2 separate regions of the Homo sapiens genome follow, and region 2 is linked to region 1. Evidence: read pairs that join two places in POLR2A ChIA-PET (ENCODE). Cell type or tissue: A673. All regions are shown on one strand. Links, peaks and the distances in the headings refer to the core of each region. The heading gives the core; the rest is flanking DNA.

The links. Peaks named below come from ENCODE experiments on the same cell type or tissue, not always from the same donor. Only the 100,000 strongest peaks of a DNase experiment are listed, where the experiment ranks them.
Region 2: POLR2A ChIA-PET joins it to region 1 with 10 read pairs; 4 of 35 experiments call an interaction of 5 or more read pairs at or near these places.

Annotation. Positions count from the first base shown.
Region 1 is chr7:129,366,028-129,376,187 of GRCh38, reverse strand. The region is part of intron 1 of AHCYL2 (adenosylhomocysteinase like 2); the gene reads right to left. It overlaps LOC107986847 (a long non-coding RNA gene), which reads left to right. Exons shown (of 3, transcript XR_007060518.1): 2 at 3,097-4,795; 3 at 7,294-8,164. Among named protein-coding and RNA genes, the nearest start is that of STRIP2, 63 kb to the left of the region's middle. RefSeq lists enhancers at 1-373, 374-934. In A673, for the core only: a CTCF peak has its summit at 5,154 (motif pointing right); DNase peaks (open chromatin) are centred at 4,587 and 5,097; H3K4me3 peaks cover 1,152 bases; H3K27ac peaks cover 1,755 bases.
Region 2 is chr7:129,762,205-129,772,364 of GRCh38, reverse strand. MIR182 (microRNA 182) reads left to right here and starts at 1,873; the gene lies at 1,873-1,982. It overlaps LOC105375501 (a long non-coding RNA gene), which reads left to right and starts at 3,160. Exons shown (of 3, transcript XR_927963.4): 1 at 3,160-3,677; 2 at 4,407-4,478; 3 at 8,959-9,383. RefSeq lists an enhancer at 859-1,722. In A673, for the core only: no CTCF peak of the experiment used is centred there; no DNase peak of the experiment used is centred there.

The DNA of each region.
Region 1 (10,160 bases), core at 2,845-6,844:
ATTCTACCCCTAACTTTCCTACCTTGTCTGGAACCAGGGTCTTTTAAGGTAATCCTCCTTTTCCATTTGAGAGAGAACTGCCTAATTCCAACAGGCATTAAGGCAAGGGAGGGAAAGAGACTGTTAAAAGAGGGGTAGCTCACCTTATGCCAGAGGGAGGGATGAAAGCAGGAAAGGAGGGGAAAAAGAGTATAAGCAGTCGGCCTTTTACAATAATGGCTATAGCAGCGGCAAGACTGGTAAATAAGAGCTTAGCCTCACCTGGGCCTTAATCCCAGAGTTGCCATTAACAATGTATTTCTTCTTGCTGCCCAGCATAGTGACATTACCAGCCCCACTGCCACCTCTGTGGTCCAGGGACCCTTGTGATCAGGCCTTTAAACTTTCCTCATCAGCAATTCTGTTGGCTCTGGTTCCAGCCAGCTTTTTGGGCTGGGGAGTGGGGGACTACTCTTCCTTGGAATCCCTGAAGCAGCTCCAACAACCCCTTCAGCAGTACAGCCCCAATTTAATAAGGCATTTCTGTTAGTGGCTCAACAGCCATTCCTAATTCTAGTGGCTGTTTTGCTTTTACTTGTTTTTTTCCTAAACACCTAATTACATGGATCCTCTGACCTCTAAACCTTGCAAGTCCCTTGACAAGGCCCAACTTGCATGCGCATAACAATAGCTTATTTATATAACCACTGCACTTTTTTGCTCGCTATAATTAACTTGCTAATTAGGTTCCTTTTCAACCTTACCTCCTCCTTTTCCATGTCAGATGATTTTAGTTAACCTAGTCTCATTAGAAAAAAATTAACCACAGAGCCACTTAAACAATGAGAGACTTCATTAAAGGAGTAAGAAAAAAAAATTAATGGTGCCAAGTACTCAGGCAGGCCCTACCCTACACTCTGTGTCCTTGGATTAGCCAGACTGGGGACACTGATTTCAGCTCTGTCACCAAGGAAATCAATTTTCTCAGTTCACTGCTTTCCTCTGAATTGTGCATCTTTTATACAGGTTTTGACATTTGGTTTCTAGTCCCAGCTCAAGATTGTTGCTGATTTGGCACAGAGTGACCCAGTTTGCTTTTTTCACAAAATGTGTGTTCATGGAAGGGACGACTACAAAGGGAAGTTTCTTATCTCCTCAGAGTCCCCCGAATCACAACAATCTTACTACGTGCCAAATATTCAAGCAAAAGGGCAAAGAATCACATTATTTATTTGCTGATTTCTGAAAGAGACATAGTGAGGAAGAAAGCTACACTCAACTGTCTGCTACAGAGATTGGGGGGAAAGTGATGTCAATTCTTCCTTAATTAAAAAAAAAAAAAAGACTGCTTGTTGAGCACAAGAAAGGACATAAAATGGCAGATTTTTTTTTTTTTTTTTTGAGATGGAGTTTTGCTCTTTTTGCCCAGGCTGGAGTGCAATGATGCGATCTCGGCTCACTGCAACCTCCACCCTCCGGGTTCAAGTGATTGTCCTACCTCAGACTCCCAAGTAGCTGGGATTACAGGCATGTGCCACCACGCGGGCTAATTTTTTGTATTTTTAGTAAACATGGGGTTTCACCATTTTGGTCAGCTGGTCTTGAACTCCAGACCTCAAGTGATCCACCTGCCTCGGCCTCCCAAAGTGCTAGGATTACAGGCATGAGCCACTGTACCCAGCCGGCAGATTTTTTTTTTTTTTTAAGGATAATCTTTATTTAGAGAGAGAAGGTCACATTGCATACTGCTTATTGACATCTCTGGAAGAGAAAAGTTTGGTAAGTGCCTATTTTCACAGTTCTGTGTATATGTTACTTCTATTAATTTGTACAAGAATCTTAAGAATTAGGCAGTATTATTCTCACTTGACAAAGCAGGAAAGTTTAACTCTAAGAGAACAAATGATTTGTCCAAGGTCTCACAGCAAGTAAGTGATGGGACTGGAATTTGAGCCTGTGTTTATGCTAGAGCCAAAGCTCCATCTACTATACCATGCCTCATAATATTAATCAGAAGACCAAAGGTCCTAGTCCTAGGTGTACTAGCCTCAAATCATTCCTTTTATCTTTAAATTTATTTAATTTAAAATTACTCTTTAAATTCATTTTCGTATCAGATTACATCTTAGAAATGACATCATCCCGGATAATCTTGGGGCCCTGATCAAGTCACAATTCTAAAACACCTAATTATATAAGAATTAGAACTCTAACAGCTCTTTAAGGCAACTTTGCCCAATGTCACTACCAGAAATGGAAACAGAAATTAATTGAACTCAAATATGAATATTCACCATCACCCACAGCAATTCTGATCTCTTACTCATAATTTCACAAAGTGAGACAGATCATTTGCTTGCTTGATGAATCTCTCAACTTTTGCTCCTCCTAACAAGAATGTTCACCCCAGTCCGCATGTACTAAGCTGGTTCCCCTTTCCCTCACTCAGGTAAAAAGGAGCTCCTTGGTCCAATGACTTAAGTCAGATAACTTGAGCCAGAAGGACTGGCATATCTATACCAAATAGAACCAGAAGACATTTTAGGAGACAGGAAAAGCCTTACCACTTAACAAGTTTTGTCTGTTTGTTTGTTTTGGTTTTTTTTTTTGAGACTGAGTCTTGGTCTGTCACCCAGGCTGGAGTGCAGTGGCGCGATCTCGGCTCACTGCAACCTCCACCTCCCGGGGTCAAGTGATTCTCCTGCCTCAGTCTCCCGAGTAGCTGGGACTACAGGCGCATGCCACCACGCCTGGCTAGTTTTTTTGCTTTTTTGTTTTGTTTTGTTTTTTTTAGTAGAGACAGGGTTTCTACTAAAAAAAAACTTAAAAAGTTCCATCACTTACTTCGTGTTAGCCAGGCTGGTCTCGATCTCCTGACCTCGTGATCCGCCCACCTCGGCCTCCCAAAGTGCTGGGATTACAGGCGTGAGCCGCCGCACACAGCCAATAAGTTTTTATAGAACACAGTAACTTTCAAATTTTAGCTGCATCAAAATCACCTGGAGAGCTTATTAAAGCACATTGCTGGATCTTAACCACCAGAGTTTTTGAATTATTAGGTCTGGAGAGGGCCCAAGATTTTGTATTTTGTAATTTAAAAAAAAAAATTTTTTTCAGCTTCCAATTCTCTGGTTGAAGATTTTGTGTTTTGAGTAACTCCCCGGGAGACGCTGATGCTACCAGTCTGAAGACCACACTTTGGAAACCACTGCTCTAACACTTTCTCCAAGCGTGAGTAAAGCAGCCCTGATTCTCTTGACTCTACTTAACCAACCATTCTATCCTATCATGGCTATAACCATGGAGGCACGTTCACAGGCAGAAAAGTAAAGGTTATTTGAAAGGTCAGAGAATACAATGAGGTGATCCTTTCTTTTCTTTCTTTTTTTTGGGGGGATGGTGTTTTGCTCTTGTCTCCCAGGCTGGGGTGCAATGGTGCCATCTCGGCTCACTGCAACCTCCACCTCTCAGAGTTCAAGTGATTCTCTTGCCTCAGCCTCCTGAGTAGCTGCGATTACAGGAGCACACCAACCATGCCTGGCTTATTTTTTTTTGTACTTTTTAGTAGAGATGGGGTTTCGCCATGTTGGGCAGGCTGGTCTCGAACTCCTGACCTCAGGTGATCCATCCACCTTGGCCTCCCAAAGTGCTGGGATTACAGGCATGAGGCACCACGCCCAGCTGAGGTGATCTTTCTTTACACCCAAAACAGGGTCTAAAGAAAACTGGGTCTAATTCTGCTTTCCGTAACTTAAGGCTCTTAAGAAGAGACAGGTAATATATTAAGAAAAACAGGACTCATGGGGAGGACAGAAGATCTATTTATCCTAAAGAGGATCAAGGCCAAGAGAAACCAATTAATTCCTTTTCAAGTACATAAAGTAATACTACAAAGGATGTATCTGTGTCTCTACTTCCTAAGGTCTGTCATCATTTCTAAAATAGGGATAATCATATCTACTTTGCCTATTTAAAATGTATGCTGAGATAATAAGATGTGAGAGGGTTTTGAAAACTACATATTGATATGCAAGTCTAAAATATTAATATTTCTATTCTTTCAAATTAAGTGTTCTTAACCTATATTCCATGGATGTCTAGAACCCCCTACAACAGTATGCAAAATTTTGTGTTTTTAATATCCTGGGGAGAGAGCCCATAGTTTTCATCAGTTTTTCAAATGGCTTTCTGTTTTAAGCACCAATCCTGACCTAGAGTGATAGTCAAGCTACCTCTACCACCATTTATCAGACACTTTGGAGATTTTTGTCTCTACTTCCAAGTAGATATGGTTCAGATATTCCTCAAAACACCTCTCTCTTCCAAGCCAAATGAGCGGCTTGAACTAACTCTTTACCTATGAAAAGGATTACTTCTTGCCAAAAGAATATCGGGCATCAAGCTGGCTGGATACTCATGAAAGTCAATCAACCAGATTTCCTATGGAAAAGTACAGAGAGCTGGAGTGGGAGGAGGAGGAAATATTAAAATGTTGAAACACAGAAAAAGTTATTGCTGATCTCCATGCATGTCAGTCGAGGTTACTACCAGAAGGGACTAAAGATCTCTCAGGGGAAGTAAAACACATTAATAAAGACAGTCTTTAAAAGGAAGTGTTCCCCAACCTTTCAGCAGTAAAGCTGTCTGAACAGGGCTAAGAAAATCCTTCACATGAAAACAGCTGAGGAGCAGAGGCTCCAGGAGAAGTTTTCCAGTGATTGATGGAACGTAACCTTGAAAGTCTACCTCGTCAGTTCTTGAGATTGGGGTTCTTCAGGCTTCATCCCGGCTTATTTCCCTGCTGGAAATCAGAGATGTGAGTACTGTCAGCTGTTATATGTGGTGTGAGTCCTATTCTCTGAGGGATATGAAGTCCCTTTTTGCTGGTGATTTTTAACAAAAGGGAGATGTTGTAATATACCTTCTCTGCTAAATTTTTCTCCTGAAAGAAGATTTGAGAGACTTCTCATATTTCCTTTGGTGGCAGGGATAGTTTCAGTGGAAATTTCATTACACTAATATGTAAATGGGAACATGAGTAAGACACTCGTTAAAACTTTAAATTGAAACTTTGGCCCAACATGGGAGCTGGAGCAACGGTTTTTTTCTTGGGGATTAAAAGACACTTTAACATTTTACAAGTAAGGTCTGGAAATCCATCGGCAATACACTAGAGGGTGCTCAGAGGTTAGCTTTCTTGGCTAAGTGGCTATCAGTAGCAACCTAATGAAGTACTTTCAGACCAAGTCAGGAGTCAATGACTTACGTGGTATCTGAAAGAAAGCCTCAAAAGTCTTTGGCAAAGAAAAGCTAGCAAATGAGACAATCGTGTTATTGAAGACTAGCTCCTCCCTATTCCTTTTTATTGCTGTTCAAAATACTGAGCAAAGGTATTTTCCTGCTATTTAAGAGAGAATGGCTGAGAAATTCCTAAGTGAGAGTAATACCTTATTAAAAACAGAACAGAGCAGAGCTGTGCTTTTCTAAATTATTATTTTGTTTGTTTGTTTTGAGACGGAGTCTCACCCTGTCGCCCAGGCTGGAGTGCAGTGGCGCGATCTCAGCTCACTGTAAGCTCTGCCTCCCGGGTTCATGCTATTCTCCTGCCTCAGCCTCCAGAGTAGCTGGGACTATAGGCGCCCGCCACCACGCCCGGCTAATTTTTTGTATTTTTAGTAGAGACCGGGTTTCACTGTGTTAGCCAGGATGATCTTGATCTCCTGACCTCGTGATCTGCCCGCCCTGGCCTCCCCCAAAGTGCTGGGATTACAGGCGTGAGCCACCGCACCCGGCTGCAAATTTTTTTATTTATTTTTTACCAACCAAGACACAACACTAAAGAGCTGTGTTTTATTAAATAAAGAGTGTTTTCTAAAAGCTGGGAAGCCCTAGATCATATCCCTTATGCAGTGGTCACACCAACTCCTTTAGGGCAGTCTTCCCATTCACATTAACTAGAAAGAAGGTAAATGGGTGAAAGTTCAGCAGGAGCCACTACTGAACTTTGAGGGGATGTGCTAAGCTTGTAAGACGGTGAGGACTATGACAGAAATAAGAATTATTATAAAACTTTGATTGATTCTGAGTTGGCACACTAATGTTCAGTAGAATTCTTCTGTAATATTCCTTTATAGAAATACCAAAGTTTGATACCTTAACGTGGCCCTTCCCTTAAGAAAACCAAATTTCTTTTTCCCTCTTCTTGTTATTAGTGAGTAGCAAGAAATTCAAAAAAACTCAACCCAATCAGAAGTATTACATAAATCCTTCCATTAATTCTAAAACACTATGTTACTTGGAATAAGCTTGTAGATGGATAGGTTTTCTTTCCACAAAATGTTTTAAAATTGAACACAAGACTGAGCGTGGTGGCTCACACCTGTAATCCCAGCACTGTGGGAGGCCGAGTTGGGTGGATCACCTACGGTCAGGAGTTCAAGACCAGCCTGGCCAACATGGTGAAACCCCATCTCCACCAAAAATACAAAAATTACCCGGTATGGTGGTGCACACCTGTAATCCCAGCTACTTGGGAGGCTGAGACAGGAGAATCACTTGAACCCAGGAAGCGGAGGTTGCAGTGAGCTGAGATCACGCCACTGCACTCCAGCCTGGACAACAGAGCCAGACTCCATTTCAAAAAAAAAAAAAAAAAAAACCTGAACACAATGTTCTGAAACGACATTAAGAAGAACAGCAATAACCTCCCCCAAAACAATAAAAAATAGTTGTAACAATGAGTTGAAATGTAAGTTCCTCAGGGGGCCTTTGTTAGGCCTACTATATATTCTATCTCATTATCAATAGTTATTTCTTCAAATCCATAATTCTATAAACACTAAAAAGAACTTGAAATATGTTTTAGAGAGTCTAACTAGTTTTCCATAGTGGGGAAACACAAATCTGTAAACATAAACCTGTGTGGGCTGTAAGAAATCAGGCTAAATCTAGAAGAAACTATTTAGAAACATAAGGATGGTTATTGTCTTTAAAAGTTGAAATTCGATCCAATATAATAGGTTTATATGCTAGTTCTTATCAACAAATAAGTCCTTATTATCATTTTAGTAAAACTACTGATCAGGCAAACATGGTATTCTGAAGAACTGTACCAAGAGAGCTGCAGTTCCTGCCATAGAGAAATATATATATAAAGGATAGCTGGGGGGGAAATAGGGAAATGTTGTGACTGAAGGGAAAAATACGGGCAGGGAGGGGAGAAATGTTTGCAATCTTTGCAGACTTCAGAGAGCACCATTTCTGTAAGTTCTGTTTTTGTTTTTTCTCCTCATTGTTCTTTTTCTTTACCCCCAGAGAAACAAATGAAGCATCAGGTTGAAAACAGAAGTGCAAAACAGTCACAGGAAACACAACCCATACATCACACCAGCAGCCGGAGGAAAGCCCCTGCCCACCAGAGATGACCAGGCAACAAGCCCTGGCCAGGCAACTCTCACACCTTTCCCAGCTTCGTGGATAATTAAGAAACAGTGGTGACCTAGTACCTAGGAACTAATCAGAACGTAGAGTAATAACTGTTTTTCCAACCACGGATCTTGGTAGGAGCTTCTCAGAGGTGATCCTTGTCACCCGTCAGAAATGGTTGCCTCTCATTATCAAGAAACAGAAGGAGAAACAAAACGACCAGTGAACTCACCATCCACTCAGGCATGTGAAAAGCTGAGGTGCCCTCATTACCGTCCCACTTCTCCATAGTGCAGGCTTGGGTAAGATATGTCCTGAAGCAAAAGGGAAAGCTGGTTTGGAAATACTGGGGTTATCTGAGTGCCCCAAAGCAGACCCAACCCTAGTGAGATTCAGAAGTTCACAGTGGCTAGCAGAAGCTGCATCCCTTTTCACAGCAGCCTCCGATTCAAATCAAGAGCATTAGTCAACTGCCTGACAACCCCTTACTGGCCGGCTTCAAAGCCTTCTGTGTCTGATTTCAAAATCAGAGCTGATGCAAAGTGCTGCACCCAGGCACTGTGCTTCTCACAGGGCACTCACTGTTTTAATGCTACCCAAACACTCTACCCGCACCTCCCCAGTGGGGACTTTCTGCAGCAATAGTTGGACTTCCTTCTTTCCCTGTGTGTGAGGCACTTGTGAATTCTCTCCCACCCTTCAGGACACGTCACTGGAGGTGCGGATACCAAGATCAATAAAGACTGAGGTCAGGAAGGCACTCCCATTTCTCAAGAGTTGCTTGATTTGGATCAGTAAACAGGCGTTTCCTTGAAATCAAGAGCTCCTAGGGCTTTCAAGTTTAAACAGCTATGCAGAAGCTCCCCATCTGCTCACACCAGGGGTCTGGCACCAAACTCTCGCATATCTCAAGTTAGAGTCTTATTGCATGGGAGGTTCGGATGGAGCCTAGGAAGATCTTTTTCAAAATCAGAATTTCTTAGCAGCTCTAAGAAAGTTCTGGGACGACAGCTCCCTCTGCTGGCTCCCTGTGCTACATACACGAAGGCCTCAGGGCCCGCAGCTACAGACACACAGGTGCTGATTGCAAAGTGACTTCACTGAGGCTAGTCAGAAGCCACCACAGTGTAGGTTTAGAGGACAGCCAGGGTTTCCAACCAAGACTAGTGCTGCCTCAAAGTCCCTAACCAATGCTGGATTTTACACACAGATCTGGTTTCAGGAAGAAACAGGATGCCAGTGCAGTAGCCCTGTACACTATCACCTTAAAGGACCTCCGAAGTTGTTTCTGCTTTATCTCTCCATACCAACTCCCTCCTTGCTGCACACTTCAGAATTTTGGAAATAAGACATAACTAGAAAAAAGGTAAGCTAGCCTATCTCACCTGCTTAGTTCATTCCTAGAGTATATTATCCAATAAGAGTACCACAGGTTTCAGGCACAAAGGAAGCCTAACAAGATATGCCTGCTTTGGTCCCTTTAAGGACCAGGACTCTTTACAGTGTTAATTCCCATTGAAGAGGATAGTTTCTCTACAGCTAACAGTGACAATATTATAATTATGATTATAGGCTCTGTGAAAGGAAAACATCTTGGGCCCCCAAAATCACTAAGCCAAAGGGAAAAGTCAAGCTGGAACTGCTTAGGGCAAACCTGCCTCCGATTCTATTCAAAATCACCCCTCTGCTCACTGAGATAAATGCACATCTGATTGCCTACTTTGAAGAGGCCAATCAAAAACTCAAAAGAATGCAACCATTTGTCTCTTATCTACCCATGACCTGGAAGCCCCCTCCCTGCTTCCAGATGTCTCGCCTTTCCAAACTGAACCAGTGTTCATCATACATATGTTGATTGATGTCTCATGTCCCCTTAAAATGTATAAAACCAAACTGTGTTCTGACCACCTTGGGCACATGTCATCAGGACCTCCTGAGGCTGTGTCATGAGTGCACATCCTCAATCTTGGCAAAATAAACTTTCTATAAACTTTTTTTTTTTTTTTTGAGACAGAGTTTTGCTCTTGTTGCCCAGGCTGGAGTGCAATGGCGTGATCTCGGCTCACCGCAACCTCTGCCTCCCAGGTTCAAGCAATTCTCCTGCCTCAGCCTCCCGAGTAGCTGGGATTACAGGCATGCACCACCACGCCCGGCTAACTTTGTATTTTTAGTAGACAGGGTTTCGCCATGTTGAGGCTGGTCTCAAACTCCTGACCTCAGGTGATCCACCTGCCTCAGCCTCCCAAAGTGCTGGGACTACAGGCATGAGCCAGCACGCCTGGCCAACCTTGGCAAAATACTTTCTAAATTAACCGAGACCTGTCTCAGATGTTTGGGGTTCACAGTTCATCACCCTGTAAGGCCTTCATTACTTAAGAGAATGGTCCTTTGGATTTGGAATGGAGGAGAGGAAGGTAATATCTATGGAAGAGGTACTGTAAGATGCCAGAGAGGGCAGAATTCAAATGAATGGCCAGAGGTTTGACTGGAGAGAAAGGCAGGTGAAAACAGGGACTGTTGAACCAGGTGCATTCAGACGTATCAAGGGATCACAGGGAGGGTGGAGAGCAGGCGAAATAAGAACAGCAGAGGTAGAAGTAAAGGAAGCTGTGGTCATAGAGGAGCTATGGAGTTGAGGCGACTTGAGTGATGTCAGGACACAGGGTGATGAGATGCAGGGAAAATAAGGCCCACTGAAGTCAGAGTGTCAACTCTGATAAAGTCTTAGCTCCTAGCAACCTCTAATTATTGTCCTC
Region 2 (10,160 bases), core at 1,537-5,536, 400 kb before region 1:
GAGGGTCACTGAGAAGCACTTTTTGCTTTGTTTTTCTGTTTGTCAAAAGCAGCGGCTCCCAGATGCCCGGGTTTAGGGCGTCCCCCATGTCGGGCACCTTGCTTGGCCTGTCTGGGTGCGTGGAGCGGCAGGAGGGGCAGCTCCCTGGAGGGCTGTATGAGTGGGTTTTCCAGACTCCCCGCCTCCCCCACCACTCCATTTGCTTATTCATTCCAGGCCATTATCCCAGCCTCTGCCCAGCCTCAGGCGGGTCGAAATGCGATCCGGCACCATTGATCGCCTGCAGCCCCAGGCTGCCGATGGAGCCCGGCTGGTGCGGCCACAGCTGGGTGGGGAGGAGGACAGGACCCCCCACATACACACTGGAGGAGGGTGGGAGTGGCCTCCTCAGCAAGTCCCAGGCTTGGGGGCTCCATGGGACCAAGAGAGCCCAGTGCTGCTGATGTCCCAAAGCAGGCCCGCCCACCCTCGGAGAGGCTTCCAGAGTCGTGCCTCTGCTCAGAGGCCAAACCTTCCCCACCAAGCCTCTCCTTTCGGGCAGAGGTGTCCTCCCCAGCGCCCAAGCCCAGGCTGCCGGTCCGGTCTGGGTGCCACCGAGGTCCTGGACTTGGCCCTGGGGATGGCCTGGATCTGTTTGCATCTTAAGCCATCATCCCATCTCACTCCACCCTAAAGGGCAGGCAGGATGGGAGGGGTGGTGGCGGTGGCGGCGGCAGCGGTGTCATTTTGGGGGCCCTGCCAAGTCAGCTGCTCCCCCAGCCGGGGCATGTTCGGAAAATGAGCCTGCTCATGGTGGGCCCATACTGCCCAGGAGGCTTGAGGGCAAAGAGTCCCTTCCAGGCTGCAGGGGAGGCATGGGGATGCAGGGTTGGGGGCAGGCAGCCTGCACCCTTGCTAAAGGCTTGAGATGCCTTCAGGACACTTCAACACCCCTTGGGAAAGGACCTGGCCTCATCAGGGGAAGTGGGAACACGGAAGTGTGCTGCCCTTGGGTAAGTGACTGGCGGTCTGGGGAAATGCCACTCCGAGAATCAGATCGCAGCCAGCCCTCAAAGGGTCTGGGTGTGTGCAGGGCTGCTGGGTGTGTGCAGTGGGTTCTGTGGTCAGGAGAGTGCCGTCTGGATGGGAGATATTTGGTTGGTTTTAGCTTGGCCCATTCCTGCCACTGACTGATGGCCCCAGAGGCTGCCTGTTCCCGTTCCTGGGTAGAAGGTCCCAGCGCCATTGTTTGTCCACTGCTTTTAGGGAAGAGGCCTTGGCAAGTGGAATGCTCTTCCTCCCTTGGACTTGATAGGGAGGAGGAATGTTTTGTGTAGCAACTTCCCTCTCTCCCTTTGGGGTGGGCAGCCTGTGAGCTTTAGGCTCTAGGGAATGGCTTGGGAGCATCTCTCTGGATTAAATGGAGCAGTGACGTGGGCTTAGTAAATAGCAAAACCCAGCCCACATTAGCCATCTCTTCCCCAGCGCCCAGGGGCAGGGCTCTCTGGCCTGGCTTGTGCTGGTTCCCAGAGTCCCTGCTGTCAGGTGCTGGGAGTGGAGGTGCCCTCGGGTTCCCTTGGGAGTGGTGACCACAGCTCAGGGCCTGGGTTGGATCCTGGTGGCTGCCCTAGGGATGGTGTCTGCTCCATGCCTGCCCACAGGAACTGCAGGTTACAGATATGAGGGGAAGGGAGGAGAGGAGGGGGCTGAGGAGGGACCGGGACCAGCAGGAAGGGGGACTGTGGGGTTGGGCCTCCACACCAGGGCGACCCTGCAGGAAGGACCTTGTCGCAGTTGCGGGGATGGGCGCCTCTGTCCTGGCCCTGCCTGGACCATCCTAACTGTCTCTGTCTCTTCCTCAGCACAGACCGAGGCCTCCCCAGCTCCTGGGGGGAGCTGCTTGCCTCCCCCCGTTTTTGGCAATGGTAGAACTCACACTGGTGAGGTAACAGGATCCGGTGGTTCTAGACTTGCCAACTATGGGGCGAGGACTCAGCCGGCACCCTGTGCACAGCCAGCGAGGGAAGGGCCGGCCATGCTGGACCTGCTGTTCTCCGCGAGGAAGGAGGGGACTCAGGTCCCGGACTGCTGGGTAGTGGCAGAGGGCAGGTGCAGCTGGAAGTGACACTCTGTGTTTCCCTGCATCCCCCTGAGGTCACAGGTCCTCAAGTCAGCTGGGAAGCCGTTCTCTGGCCCTCAGGGGTGCTGCCAAGAGGAGCTGGGGTCCAGCTCTGCTCCAGGCTGTGGCCCTGGAGTCTGAATCGAGGAGTGAGGGAACTGGGGGATGTTTGGTTTCAGGGCTTTGGCCTGGCTCCTCTGGGTGGTGAACCTTCTCACCCTCTCCCCTGAAAGGCCCTGTTCAGGGTGGGCTCTAGGGCCCCGAGGGAGGGTCTCCTAACCTTCCACAGGTCACTAAGAGTGGTTCCTTCCTGGGCTGCTGGCTGGGAGGATGAGGGCAGGGAGGGCACGCCGTGCATCACGGACATCCAGTGATCCTGCTGAGGCCATGGAGGGCCAGATGGGATAAGCCTCCAGAGATGTGCAGGAGGAGAGTGTACAAGTCACTTGTGTAAATGCGGGACTGGCCCCCTGGGGTGCAGGTGGCCCATGGGCTGGACCTCTATGCCTCCAGCATTCCACTTCATGGATTTGTTCCTCCTGACGCCTCAGAACCTGAGACAAAGCCTCCACTCACCTTCCCAGAGCTTGTGTTTGCAGTGGGAGCTCCCCTGAGCCGGAGCCGGGCCACAGGGTCAGAGTGAGTGGCACTTCCCAGAGAGTTGGGCTTGGTGGGCAGACCTGCTGGGGAAGCCCGGCCCTGGAGTCTCCTGGCCTGCAGATGGCTCAGGAGCCAGAGTGGGAGCTGCGCGTGTGGTTGAGAGGGTGTGGGTGCAGGTGTAAGTGTGTGTGTGAGTGTGGCCTAGCCCGCAGTGAACGGTGCAAATGCAAATGTGAAGGCCTATCCCCTGCTCCCCAGCCCTCGGCCTGCCAGCCTTCCTTCTCTGGTGCTCCCCATCCCCCAAACCCCTTCTATCAGCCCCCATCAGCCCTCCTTTCTCCTCACCTGCCCTCGGAGGGTCATGTGTGGTTCCATGACCCACCAACCCCTGTGGCTGGGCAGGGCGGGGCAGACATCTATCTGGTGGCTCCAGGCTCAACCGGCTCCGTGCAGCTCACTGCGCTCTTTTGGGGAGACACAGGCCGAGTAGGGAAGGTCTGAGCCGGCAGCTCTTGAGACAGAAAGAGAAGGGAACTGTTCTCCCGCAGGCTGCACTATGCATGTTACATGCCGTGAGCACAAGCAGACGCTGCGTAAACAGGCTGGCTCTGCAGGGCATGAAGAAGGCTGCTCTGAGCTAGGGCCACACGGCACCTGCTGGGACACAGGGAGGGGTGGGGAGTCCTGGAAGATGAGTGACCCTCAGGGAGAGGAGGAGACTCCTGTTGGAGAGCACACAGATTTCCTGGGGTCTATGCCGGGCTGGAAGGCTGGCCATCTTAAGGCTGCATTTGTTCCCGAACCTAAGGACCATGGGAGCCACGCAGCCAGAGGGGGTGTGATCAGATGTGTGTTCTGGTTGGATGGCTCTTGTGGCTGTGTGCAGAATGAAAGGAGGAGTTGGACTTGGCCATTAAGTCCACGATGGCAGAGGAAGCAGGTGCCATGGGAGAAGGACCTTGGATACATGCCCAGGAAGGTGAGTAGGGGTCTGCCAGAGACCAGGGCCTGAAACGGCTCTGCTCTCTGTTCTTTTTTTTTTTTTTTTTTGAGACTTGAGTCTTGCTCTGTCGCCCAGGCTGGAGTGCAGTGGCGCCATCTCGGCTCACTGCAAACCCCGCCTCCCGGGTTCACGCCATTGTCCTGCTTCAGCCTCCTGAGTAGCTGGGACTACAGGCGCCCACCACCACGCCTGGCTAATTTTTTGTATTTTTAGTAGAGACGGGGGTTTCACCGTGTTAGCCAGGATGGTCTCGATCTCCTGACCTCGTGATCTGCCCGCCTTGGTCTCCCAAAGTGCTGGGATTACAGGCATGAGCCACTGCGCCCGGCCTGCTCTCTGTTCTTAAGCTTGTAAATAACAAAACCAGGAGATGTGGGCTGAACGGTTTAGTGTAGTGATCAACAGCAGCATAATCGCGGTGCCCAAGTACTGCTAAGTGCTAAGCATGGAGGTAAGGTCAGTGATTAGAATGCGTTTTATAGTCCAAGCTGGCGTGGAGGAGCCTTGCATCATCTTTGTCCCCCGACCCACATAGCTTCATTTGGCTGGTACAGCTGCTGGTGCTCCATGCTGGCAGGAATAGAATTATTATGGGGCCTCAGCAGGGTGGGCGCTGAAGAAGAAATTGGGGGCTTTGGGCAGATTGAGTCACAGTAAAGCTATTGATCTTTGAGCACAGACTGTGCTACATTTTCATGATTTCAGTGAATCCTCACAACCACGGGCAGCGCACAGATGAGCAAACAGGATCAGGACAATGAAGTGTTTATAGCCAAGGTGAGTGGTGGAGCAGGGAACCCGGGCCCTGGCAACTGCTCCCAGAGGCTGCAGGCCCCGTGCCACACAGCCAGGGGAGGGGGCTGCACTGTGGCCAGTGGACCCTGACCTTCTCCCTGGTGCCCCTTTAGCCCCTGCAGAGACTTCTGCCTTTCCCTAGGATACATGGTTGCTGGGGGTGGCAGAGCTAGAACCAGGGTGGTGGGAAGGCAGGACTGATCAGTGGGATGGTCCCTACGGAATGGAATGTCCCAGCTGCCGTCACCACTGCCACCTCCCCATCTCTGTCCTGCCCTGCTCCACTGACCGTCCTCTGAGCTAATCTGACCACAGTATCCCCACCCTCTCCCTTGGGATAAGCCCAAGCGCCTTACCTGGTTTATGGGGCCTGGTATGACCCAGCCTTGCCATGCAAACTACCCTCCTGCTCCCCCCACCTGTCTTCCTGCTCGCCAGGAAGAAATTGTTTCGCCTTCCTCATGTGGCCTGCCCTCCCCGCCAGCTCTTCCTCCCTTCGAAGCTGGTAAGGCAGCATGTCTCAAATGCCCTGCACACACCTTCCCAGCCTGCCAGTGCTAAAACCACAGGGCTAGGGGTGAGGGTTGAGGTTAGTAGGTCAGCTTCACCCATCAACTGTGGAGGCTTTTTGGGTCCAGGCTGTATCTCACTCACACTTTCATGCCCAGGGCTGGCCTTGGCCTGGTATGGGGCCTGGCATGTGGCAGGGAGGCTGTGGAATTCCAGACCTGGGTGATGCATTCTGACTTCCACACTCTGCGTAACCTCTGACCTCAAGCATCTCCGAAAGTCTTGTCACCCCCCCAAGAGTCTCAGTTCCCGCAGTGGAAGGGACCCTCGTGCATGGGTAGCCCATGGGCCCCCTGAGGTCATAGGAAGGCCTGCCTGGCTCTGACCTCCAAAAGGGAGGGGCTGCCCTGGTGTCAGGGCCTAGGGCGTACAGATGGCTCCACAAGGCAGCTCCTCCAGGTCAGGCAGCTGGAGCCCGGGCACCTTTTGGAGCACAGAGTAAGTGTGCACAAAGTACCATCAAAACCACATGTGAGAGGTTTCCACAAAGACCAGCTTTCCAGCAGAAAGAAGATGGCTGCATTAAGTCCACCAATATTCATTTTTTTTTTTTAAGAGGCATCCAACATTCCTGCAGGGGAAGAGGCTGTTAGGGATGAACTCAGCTGTTCTTTTTTTTTCTTTTTGAGACAGAGTGTTGCTCTGTTTCCCAGGCTGGAGTGTGCTGGCACGATCTTGGTTCACTGCAACCTCTACCTCCTGGGTTCAAGCAATTCTCCTGCCTCAGCCTCCCAAGTAGCTGGGATTACAGGTGCCTGTCACCAAGCCTGGCTAATTTTTGTATTTTTAGTAGAGATGGGGTTTCACCATGTTGGCCAGGCTGGTCTCGAACTCCTGGCCTCAAGTGATCTGCCCACCTCGGCCTCCCAAAGTGCTGGCGTTACAGGTGTGAGCCACCGCGCTCGGCCCCCATCAAGATTCTTGTTAAACACTAACAGCAAAGGGCTGGGCTTGCTGCAGGAGGCATGGCACCCAATGCCAATGGGTCTGCCCTCCTGGTACACACAGCTCAACGCGGGAGCTGGGCTGGGCACGGTTACAAGCCCCACTGGGCAGTGTGGATGGGGCAGGTGCATGTAGTACAGACAGGAAGAGGTGCTGGGGCTGAAGAAAGGCATGGCCTCCAGGGCTGGGGTGGTGCATGGGCTCTGAGTGGAGGGAGCCACCTACATTGAGCCTGAGTAGAGAGAGAAGGGGGAAAGAGCAGGTCCCAGGGGGAGGAATACAGGGGCAAAGTGTGGTGCTTGGAAGGACAGGCTGCAGCCAACTTACAGCAGCAGATTCCTGGAGGAGAATCATGGGAGATGAAGGTTGTGAAGCCCTTGACGTTATCCCTCAGTCTGGGCTCAGTTTGGAGGGCACCCGTGCTGTGGTGTGCGCTGGACCAGACCAGAGATGGTCTGGCTATCCAGGTCCCTTCTGTGGCTTACTCGCTATATTGCTGTGCATTGGAAGACGTTTCAAAACATAAAATCCAGGATTTTTGGTTTTCGTTGGGGGCCACTCAGGAAATTCCAGTTCACTCCATTTCTGGAAACAACTCACCCATCTCCAGGAAAAATGGAAACTGGAGATTTTAGCTATGAAAGATTTGGGTGGTAATGTGAGGTTATTTTCAAGTAGTTGAAAGAATTCTAGTTCTCTATGACTTAAGAGAGCAGAAGCAGGGGCAGTAGCCGACCCCAGACAGGCATGTTCTATACATCACACAGAGCTTCCTGACTGCACCAATGAGGGCCTCGGGTCTGGACCCTCCATCTCTGGAGATGGCCAAGCAAAGGTGCTGGAGTGGGATGCCAACCTCAGGTGGGGACCAGATCAGATGCCCTGTCAGCATGACAATCCTAAGTTTATGTCGAGGCTGGTTCCTCACCCAAGTTGGGGCCTCTCACAACTCCCTAAATTCCCCAGCCATAATCTAGGCATTTAAAAATGTATATAATTGGGAGGCTGAGGCAGGCAGATCGCAAGGTCAGGAGTTCAAGACCAGCCTGGCCAATATGGTGAAACCCCGTCTCTACTAAAAATACAAAAATTAGCTAGGCGTGGTGGTGGGCACCTGTGACCCCAGCTACTCCGGAGGCTGAGGCAGGAGAATCACTTGAACCCAGGAGGTGGAGGTTGCGGTGAGCCAAGATCGCACCACTGCACTCCAGCCTGGGTGACAAAGCGAGACTCCATTTCAAAAAAAAAAGTATAAATGCTGTGATGAGAAAACTGAACACGAAGAGTTTTGCATTCACAGTGGATGTGTCTTTTCTCAAAGAGCAGAAGCTGAACAGTCAGCCCCTGTAGTGGGAGGTGGGCAAGTCCTGTAGGGAGGGTTCTCCAAGCTCTGCTACACGTGTTGGCCCAGGCATGACCTCAATCTTCCAGGGATTGAGGCCTCTCCTTGCACTGGCTTCGCTGGTGTTTCCTGGGGTGAGAGGCCGGCTGGAAAAGGAGGCAGCAGGCCTTGAAGTGGCAGAGAAGGCTCCATCATCAGATGCTAAAACTGCCAGTTTCAACTTTTCCTGGAGATGGAGTTGTTTTCAATAATGGAGTGAACTGGATTTCCTGAACAAGCCTCCCAGTGAAGAGGAAGCACAGCACCCACTGGAGCTTGTCAGGGGAGGTGAGCCACAGGCAGAGGTGCCCATCCCCCATATCCTTGGGGCAGGGTGGGGCTCACACTTTTATGAAAACGGATTTGTGTCTCTTAGGGTTGGGTGGAAATGGAACCTTTCCTTGCCACTGACTAACCCACAAGTCTGAGGTGTCTTCTGTTCATGGAACCAAAGGCATCAGGCTTCTTGATTTGGTGGATCTGGACACAACATGGTTTTATTTTCTATGGTCACTGCCTTGACCTTGTTTGACCTTGTTCTGTTGACTTTCCCTTCTAGCTCCTTTTTTTTTTTTTGAGATGGAGTCTCGCTCTGTCACTCAGGCTGGAGTGCAGTGGCGGGATCTCAGCTCACTGCAACCTCTGCCTCCCAGGTTCAAATGATTCTCCTGCCTCAGCCTCCTGAGTAGTGATCCACCTGCCTTGGCCTCCCAAAGTGCTGGGATTACAGGCGTGAGCCACTGTGCCCGGCCCATTCTAGCTCCTTAATGACATTTTGGGTGAATTCTGTATCTGTGTAAGCATGTACCATCATTCAACCTATCACTTTCAAGCTTCAGTCTCAAACTTGAGTTCAAGTACATGTGCTGCCCTTTTCCTGAGGGGAGGCAGGACCTCGGTGTTGGGAACGTGGTCTTCCTGGTAGACACTTCCCTTCTCTGCTCATGGTCCAGATCCTCCAGAAGCAGGGGGTGGGGGTTTGGGTGGGGGATAGAGGGGTGGGCAAGGAGGGAGGATGGGAAAGGGAAGGCAGAAATCCTTAAGCACTTTCCCCCAGACCTGCGACTCTAATAGCTCCACCCATCTTTGCAGATCTTAGATGGCCCATGGCGGGACCACTGGGGTGGTGGCCAGGGGCAGCTGAGCCCGTTGTATCCTTGTGCTCCCGTGGTTGGCGGTTCTCTTGAGAATGTGGGGTTCCAATATGGGGAGAACTCTGTGTCCACAGTTGTGGCTCTGATCATCCATCCCAGGAAATGGAAAAAGTCACACGCCATTCCTTGCTCAAGCAGCCATTTCAGATGGCCAGTTCACCATACCCGTCTCCCCTCCATCCTTTCCTTAATGCTCTGTAAATAAACACTGAAATGCCACATTAGTTTGGCCCCTCCCAGGAAACTTTCAAAATTGAGGTTTTAAGGTCTAAGGAAATAAAGCTATTTCTTTGGCTATAAAAATGTTGTGAAAGATGCTGAATATAAAATAACTTGGCGTTCTCTTAAACTTAAAAAAAAAAGTACTTAGTGCTTTGTTTCTTCGAGTAACTGTGTCTTGTTCCCTTTCTAGTAATTCCAACCTCTTAGCCAAGACCAGAGCTAAAAGGGCACCTTCATCACACCGCCGACGTTGACCCCAGGCTGACAAATGTGACCTGCTTCCGTTGGTCTTTGAATCCTCATTTCTATTTGCTTTTCAACTTTATTGTATATATCTTTTATGTAACTTACTTCAAGTTATTTTGTAGGGAAATGTGTAAAAAACCCCTGCTTTTTGGGATCATGAAAATATTTCAAAGTTAGATTATGGTGATGGTTGCCCAACTTTGTAAATATACTAAAGATCGTTCAATGGTACGCTTTAAACGGATGAACTTAATGGTATATAAATTATCTCAATAAAACGATTTGAAAAAATTCTTGAGGCTACTGGGGATGGTGGGAGGCGGAGACGGCACACAGCTACCCAAATGACCCCTAATTTACTAAGGCAGGCCTCCACAGACCCAGATAGGCAGTATGGCCCGTGGGGAAGCCGGGGATGCCCGCGCCATCATTCCCCGGCTGCAGCACCCTGGCACATAAAGGCGGCCACTGGCACTCGGGGGTTGCTTTTCCCAGCTCGCTTCCCCCGAGAGCGGCCCATACCCTGCGGTCTGGACCAGGCCTTCCGGATGTCCTGCCATCGCTGATTGGGCCGCAGGTGGACACGTGGTCTCAGCCGGCCAATCGGGTGCGCCCCCGACGGCGGCTCTGGGTTCGGGATGCGCTCGGGCTCTGAGTGACCCCGCGTCGCGTCTCCCGCACCCGGGCCGCCTTCGCCCAGGCCATCTGCGGGCTTCCGCGCTCACAGTCGGGCAGGTGTTGAGCCCCGGCAGGCCTCAGGCGCTTCCCTGCATCGTGGCGTTCAGGCTGGGCTAGAAGACAGGGCCCGCACTGGCTGGGTCCTACGGGAGGAGTGGGCGTCGGCATGGACGGGAGGCCCCTGGGCCAGGGACCCTCAGCTCGGCCGTGCCCCACAGCCCCGCACGAATGCCCTGCTCCCAAGGACCTCAGCAGGGCCCACGAAGTCTTCATCGTCCTTGTCGTTTGACCGCTGTTTTGGACAGATGAGTACCCAGAGGCCCAGGTTAGAGAATCCTATTATGTGATGAGTTACCCCGAACTTCGGCTAACTTAAAAAACATTACTGTATTTAAAAAAAAAAAAAAAAAAAAAAGGTCTATCTTCATGGTTGTTTTCTGCAACCATTTTGGTAAATTCCAGAATTAC